Linked DNA regions of Homo sapiens: region 1 is linked to region 2. The links are chromatin contacts, found by Hi-C or POLR2A ChIA-PET in ENCODE. All regions are on one chromosome and are shown on one strand. The core of a region is the stretch at or near the end of the contact, and the rest is flanking DNA. Distances in the headings are between cores, read along the strand shown. Region 1 overlaps LOC105372555 (a long non-coding RNA gene). Region 2 overlaps RALGAPA2 (Ral GTPase activating protein catalytic subunit alpha 2).

Region 1 (2,700 bases), core at 6-2,505, 53 kb after region 2:
CTAGCCTAGGGAACATAGCGAGACCTCATCTCTACAAAAAGTAAAAAAAGTAGCCAGACATGGTGATGCATGCCTGTAGTCCCAGCTCCTCAGGAGGCTGAGGTCATAGGATTGCTTGAACCTGGGAGGTCAAGGCTGCAGTGAGCTGTGTTGCACCACTGCACTCCAGCCTGGGCAACAGAGCAAGACCCTGTCTCAAAACAAAAAAAAAGCCTATTCTCAATAATCCAAGGGTAAAACAATGAGATAAAGCAATACCTTTATAAAGCAATACCTTTCATTGCAAGGAGGGAGTAAAATTGCTAGTGTGTATGTGGAGTAAAACAGAGTAACTCTATCAGTTAAGACTTTTATAGGATTACAGTGGCTCATGCCTGTAATCCCAGTGCTTTGGGAGGCCAAGGCAGGCGGATCACCTGTGGTCAGGAGTTCAAGACCAGTCTGGCCAGCATGGCAAAACCCCGTCTCTACTAAAAAAATACAAAAAAATTATCTGGGCATGGTGGCGTGCACTTGCAATCCCAGCTACTCAGGAGGCCGAGGCAGAATATCACTTGAACCCAAGAGAAAGAGGTTTCAGTGAGCCGAGATCATGCCACTGTACTCCAGCCTGGGTGACAGAGTGAGACTACATATCAGAAAAGAAAAAAAAGACTTAAAAAAAAATGTAACCCTGAAGAAGGCCAACTTAAGCTGCTGTAAGAGAGAAAAGGGAATGTATTAATTCATGCAACTGAGATGTCCAGGAAGGGAGTTGACTTTAGGGTGCAAGGCTGAGCTCCTACTGGGCCTTTCTGTAGCTGACTCACCCCTGGGCTCTTCCTATGGCAGGATGGCCAGGCAGTTCAGGGGCTCAAACAAGAAAACTGGGTTGACCTTCACTGGGCCCCTGCCAATCACTGTGGCAGGTGATGGAGAAAGACCAAGACACTTGTGAGTGGGTAGGGGACAAGATGTCCCTAAAGGAGAATTGGGGACTGTCACAAAATACAGTGAATGACTGGTGGGGAGCAAAAAGCCGCAAAAGGCCTCTGCAATAGGAGAACAAATGACAGGTCAAATCTGGCTCTTCACAAACTACTTAAATGCCGCCATTGGCTGTACTGAATGCCAAGAAAACACATTTTCTGATACCGGCTACCTCCAAGTTGGTGGGCTGGGGAGATTTTTGTGTGAGAAATGTTTTTAATTGTATCTTCTTGCTGAAGCATCTAAAACCTGCCAGAGAGGAGTGACAAACATTCAGTTACCCTGCCTGCTGCTTCCTCTTTTACACAAGTATATCATCACTTCATTTCAGGAAGGGCAAACACTTTTGTGTTAGAAAATTGCCTGATAAAAGGGCTTCCTCCATTCACTAACCTCTTGGCAGAATTGTGACCGCAGACCTATGGAAAGCATGCAGAGGAAGTGGCGTTTGAATGCCACCCTGCTTAAGGGTTTTCATGCACTCACAGAAAATCCCCAGACCAAAGCCCTAAGTCATCTCTACTTACCCAGAGACACAAACAGGCCTTTCCACTCTCCTTAATGCTAATGCTTTGGAAACACTGAAGCTTCCTGCAACACTTTTTGATCATTCACTTTCCAAAATCTGAATCAACACTTCTAAGGTAACAAAGGGCATCTGCGGGTTCTTTTTGGCTTTGGACAAAGTGCAACTTCAGCTACTAGTTTCAAAAAGAAAAGTTCTAGTGCTTTTTGCCTGAAATATGTAACTAAATGGTTGTTAAACCTACAGTAACTTATTAGAAAAATAGAAGTAAACCATTTATAGCAAAATAAATTCTGGAGATGGTAAGGAATGAAATGTAAAAACAAATCTTTTTTTAAAACTAGAAATACATGTGGGCAACTTTGTTTAAAAGCACAGTAAGTTACAGTCTGACGACAAACGAGAAAAATATTTGCAGTAGATGTGATAGACCACATGTGTCTATTTCTAGTGTATATCGACCTTAAACATCTTGATAAGAAAATCACCAAATTTCTAATAGAAAAATGGGCAAAGGTTTTAGTGATCTATTGTACTACATGGTGACCACAGTTAATAAAAATGTATAGTTTAAAATTGCTAAAAGAATAGGTTTTTAATGACCTCTCCATGCACAAAAAAATGCTAAGTTGTTGAGGTAATGGATATATTAATTAGCTTGAGTGAATCTTTCCAACAATGTACACGTAGATCAAAACATCACACGTACCCCAAAATTTACACACTTTTTTGTCAATTAAAAATAGATAAATAAATAATTTTAAAATAGGCAAAGGATATAAACAAAAAAAATTGATGGAAGAAATACAGAATAAATCTAACCAGCAATGAATTACAAATTAAACAAAATTGGGATACTATTTTTTCCCATCAAATTAGCAAAGGGCTTTAAAATTAATAGTTGAATGAGATGCTGATATAATACTAATCCAAATATAAATTGGAACAGCCTTTCTAATAAGAAATTCAAATAAATCTGTATCCATTGTCCCTATAATTTTCTATGTAGGAACTATCCTAAGGAAGTATTTTTAAATTTTTTAAAATTTGAAAAAATTGAAATATATGCATATTTCATCACAACATTATTTATATGCAGATATCACAGCACTGCTTAATGATATCAAAAATTATAACTAACTTAAGTGTGTAATAAGAAAATAAGATTATAGAATATTCATTCTTTGGAATATCATGCATGCAGC
Region 2 (2,700 bases), core at 137-2,636:
TCCATTCCCAAGGCCACCTCTTCCCCAAAGCCTCATCTATATACTCAGCAGGAAGTCATCTCTCCCACTTCCCAAGAACCACAGAATTCTGTCTAAATCTCTCTTACAGAACAACTGACTTTTTAACTTTTTTCACAGTTATTTATGCATATGGCTTATTTTTTAAATAAATGAATGACATCTACTTCATAGAGCTGTGGGGATTCAGATTCAGCCCACAGACTACATGAAAATGAAAGAAGATGGTGACAGCAGCTACTACTTACTGACCATGGACTATGTGTCAAACTCTGTCCTAAAATGCTAGGATACCTGTGAACCTGTTTAACGCTGACAGGAGGAAGCCAGCTCAGAGACAGATTAATTTGCCCAAGGAGAAACAGCTAGAAGGGTGGGGCCAGGTTCCCAACCCAGTCTGGCTCCCCAGGCTACACTATCCTACCACTTAGGTGACAGGATGTATAATGTATACAGAACAGAATGTATAATGTGACCTTGTTGGTTTGATTTTCAAAGAATATAGTCACAAACATATATAAACATAATACATTAATAATATATCTGGAAGGAGATGCAGGAAATCTTTAATAGTGGTTGCCTCTGCAAGCAGGGCAAAACAGACACTTGAGTGTTCATTTCAGACCCTTTTATGGAATCTAAATTTTTTTAATAGTATGCATGTATTACTTTTCTTTCTTTTTCAGTAACTTACTCCTTTGAAAATCATGCTTTCTAAGGGTTCCTTCTGCTATTTTTGCTAGCCATGTGTTGTTCAATTAACATCCATATAAGTGAAAGCTCAAGAGAAACAAAGATGCCACCCTGTCCACCATGCTCTCACAGCTTTGCTAAAGGCTTGGCAAGAAAGAAAGCTTAAAAATGTATAATTTGTGGCTCATGATATATACAACTTATAAAAATGCCCGAATGTTTTTTAAAAAAAAACTACTGAAATGCTTACCTTTTAATTTCAAACTATTTTCCAGTGCTATAAAATTTTCATAGAAGATGAAATATATCTGAGAATAGTTGGTCTCAAAAAACTGCTTAAGATCATTTGCATCCACATTATCTGAAAAGAAAAAGTTTCCATTTATGACAATTCACTTTATAAAATCACAAGAATTTAGAAACAAACTTCTCAGAAAAGAAGGCAAGTACAACTAGTTTCATTCCCTTATAAGACAATACAAAACAAAACAGTATTCCTGTTTGTTTATTCTCCACCTAAGAGAGTTCTTACTTGAACCTTGAGTACCACCCACCACTCAGCCCTGCTCAGGAGACCGTGGAGCCAATTCAGGGAGGTCGGAGCTGACAGGAGCCAGCAACAACGGACCAGCTAGAAGGCTGGAGGTAAGCAGGGGCAGGTCTGGGGAGGGACATGACTTCCTGTTACGGGATGAGGAAGTAGAGGTTCATGGAGGAGGCAGTTTTTGACACAGGCCGTGAAGAGGGATGGGTTTGTACCTCTGAAAAACAACTTTGCTGGTGGAGCTCCTAAATGGACCAATCTCTGCTCCCTCCCCACCAACATAACTCTCTGGGCATGAAAAGAGAAACCAGCTCAAGTGAACTAGCACATGCTCCCCAACCACAAGCTTCTAGATGACCTGCCCCCACTCATGTATGGACACTGTAGGATCTACCATGTGTTCCTAGAGTTGCCCCTCTTGTACTAGACAGTTTTGCTAAACCACAGACTGCGGATAGATAGGCGGGGGTGTGGGGAACTTAGCACAGTGACAACTCCCACTGGGGCTGATTAGCAATACAGCCAGTTCTTCCAAGGGCCCCGATCAGCCAGGGTAAAACCTCACAATGCTGGGGGCTCAAAGTAGTTATCCACTGTCAACACACCTTTGTACATTTTCCTCAGTAAACAAGGTTGTTTGTGCCATTTACAGAGTACTGACCAAGGAGTTGGCACTTTGGGAGAATACACTAGCATCTGAGGAAAAGTAAAAACAGCTTTCTGGAGCCAGGCATTGTAGCTCACACCTATAATCCCAGCTACTTGGGAAGCTGAGGCAGGGTAATCGCCCGAACTCAGGAGTTTCCTGAGGCTACAGTGAGCTATGGTTGAGCCACTGCACTTCAGCCTGGGCAAGAGTGAAACCCCTGTCTCTTAAAAACAAAACAAAACAAAGCAAAAAACAAACAAACAAACAATAAAAAGCTTCCTTAAAATTCTGCAAGGATTACTCAAGAAAAAAATGTGTTGCTCTTCAGTCTGTAACAGTGTGGTACCAATTGCTTTTGCAGTCCTAACACTGTGAATCTATGTGAACATACATATTATGATTTTCAAATTATATAACGTTAGCAATAATGCAGATGATTCTGAAGAGTTGTTTTTCTCTGATAATTGTATAAGAGCTTTTCATGCAAAAATGTGCCCTGGCTCTTTGAAATAATGCATGTAAGGTGCTTATAAAGTCTTATGAGCTGCCAATTTCACACTATATTTACTGCACCAAAATAAAACTGGGCACACAGCTGTGAAAATTCCTAGCAAGGAACAAATTTACTGTGTGAAAGCAGGTAGCAATGAAACTAGTATCACCAACCCACATGAATATTAACCTTCCTATGATCTATACAATCTTGACAAGGAATCCTTGAGTGCCTTGTGGAGAATTTGCCAGTTCCAAGGAAGAGTTCAGTACACTTCAACTCTAATGCAAACTGCTAGCCCAT

The links. Hi-C counts contacts between places; a loop is a spot of excess contacts on that map. ChIA-PET counts read pairs that join two places held with the same protein, here RNA polymerase II (POLR2A). Pooled maps may share reads with other maps.
Region 1: a map with no recorded cell type shows a loop between it and region 2 (2.2-fold over the local background). The contact joins two enhancer-like sites. A Hi-C loop is called at or near these places in 1 of 168 maps with a recorded cell type or tissue (heart left ventricle), 3 of 37 single-sample maps with no recorded cell type and 3 of 50 pooled maps. POLR2A ChIA-PET finds 5 or more read pairs at or near these places in 1 of 52 experiments (PC-9).

Annotation. Positions count from the first base shown.
Region 1 is chr20:20,733,261-20,735,960 of GRCh38, forward strand. The region is part of intron 1 of LOC105372555 (a long non-coding RNA gene); the gene reads left to right. Among named protein-coding and RNA genes, the nearest start is that of RALGAPA2, 22 kb to the left of the region's middle. Within about 2 kb of position 1,256, at least 4 of the 41 ENCODE cell types and tissues checked have a DNase peak (open chromatin) inside an H3K27ac peak, as active enhancers do.
Region 2 is chr20:20,679,730-20,682,429 of GRCh38, forward strand. It overlaps RALGAPA2 (Ral GTPase activating protein catalytic subunit alpha 2), which reads right to left. Exons shown (of 40, transcript NM_020343.4): 2 at 962-1,072. Among named protein-coding and RNA genes, the nearest start is that of RALGAPA2, 32 kb to the right of the region's middle. Within about 2 kb of position 1,387, at least 3 of the 41 ENCODE cell types and tissues checked have a DNase peak (open chromatin) inside an H3K27ac peak, as active enhancers do.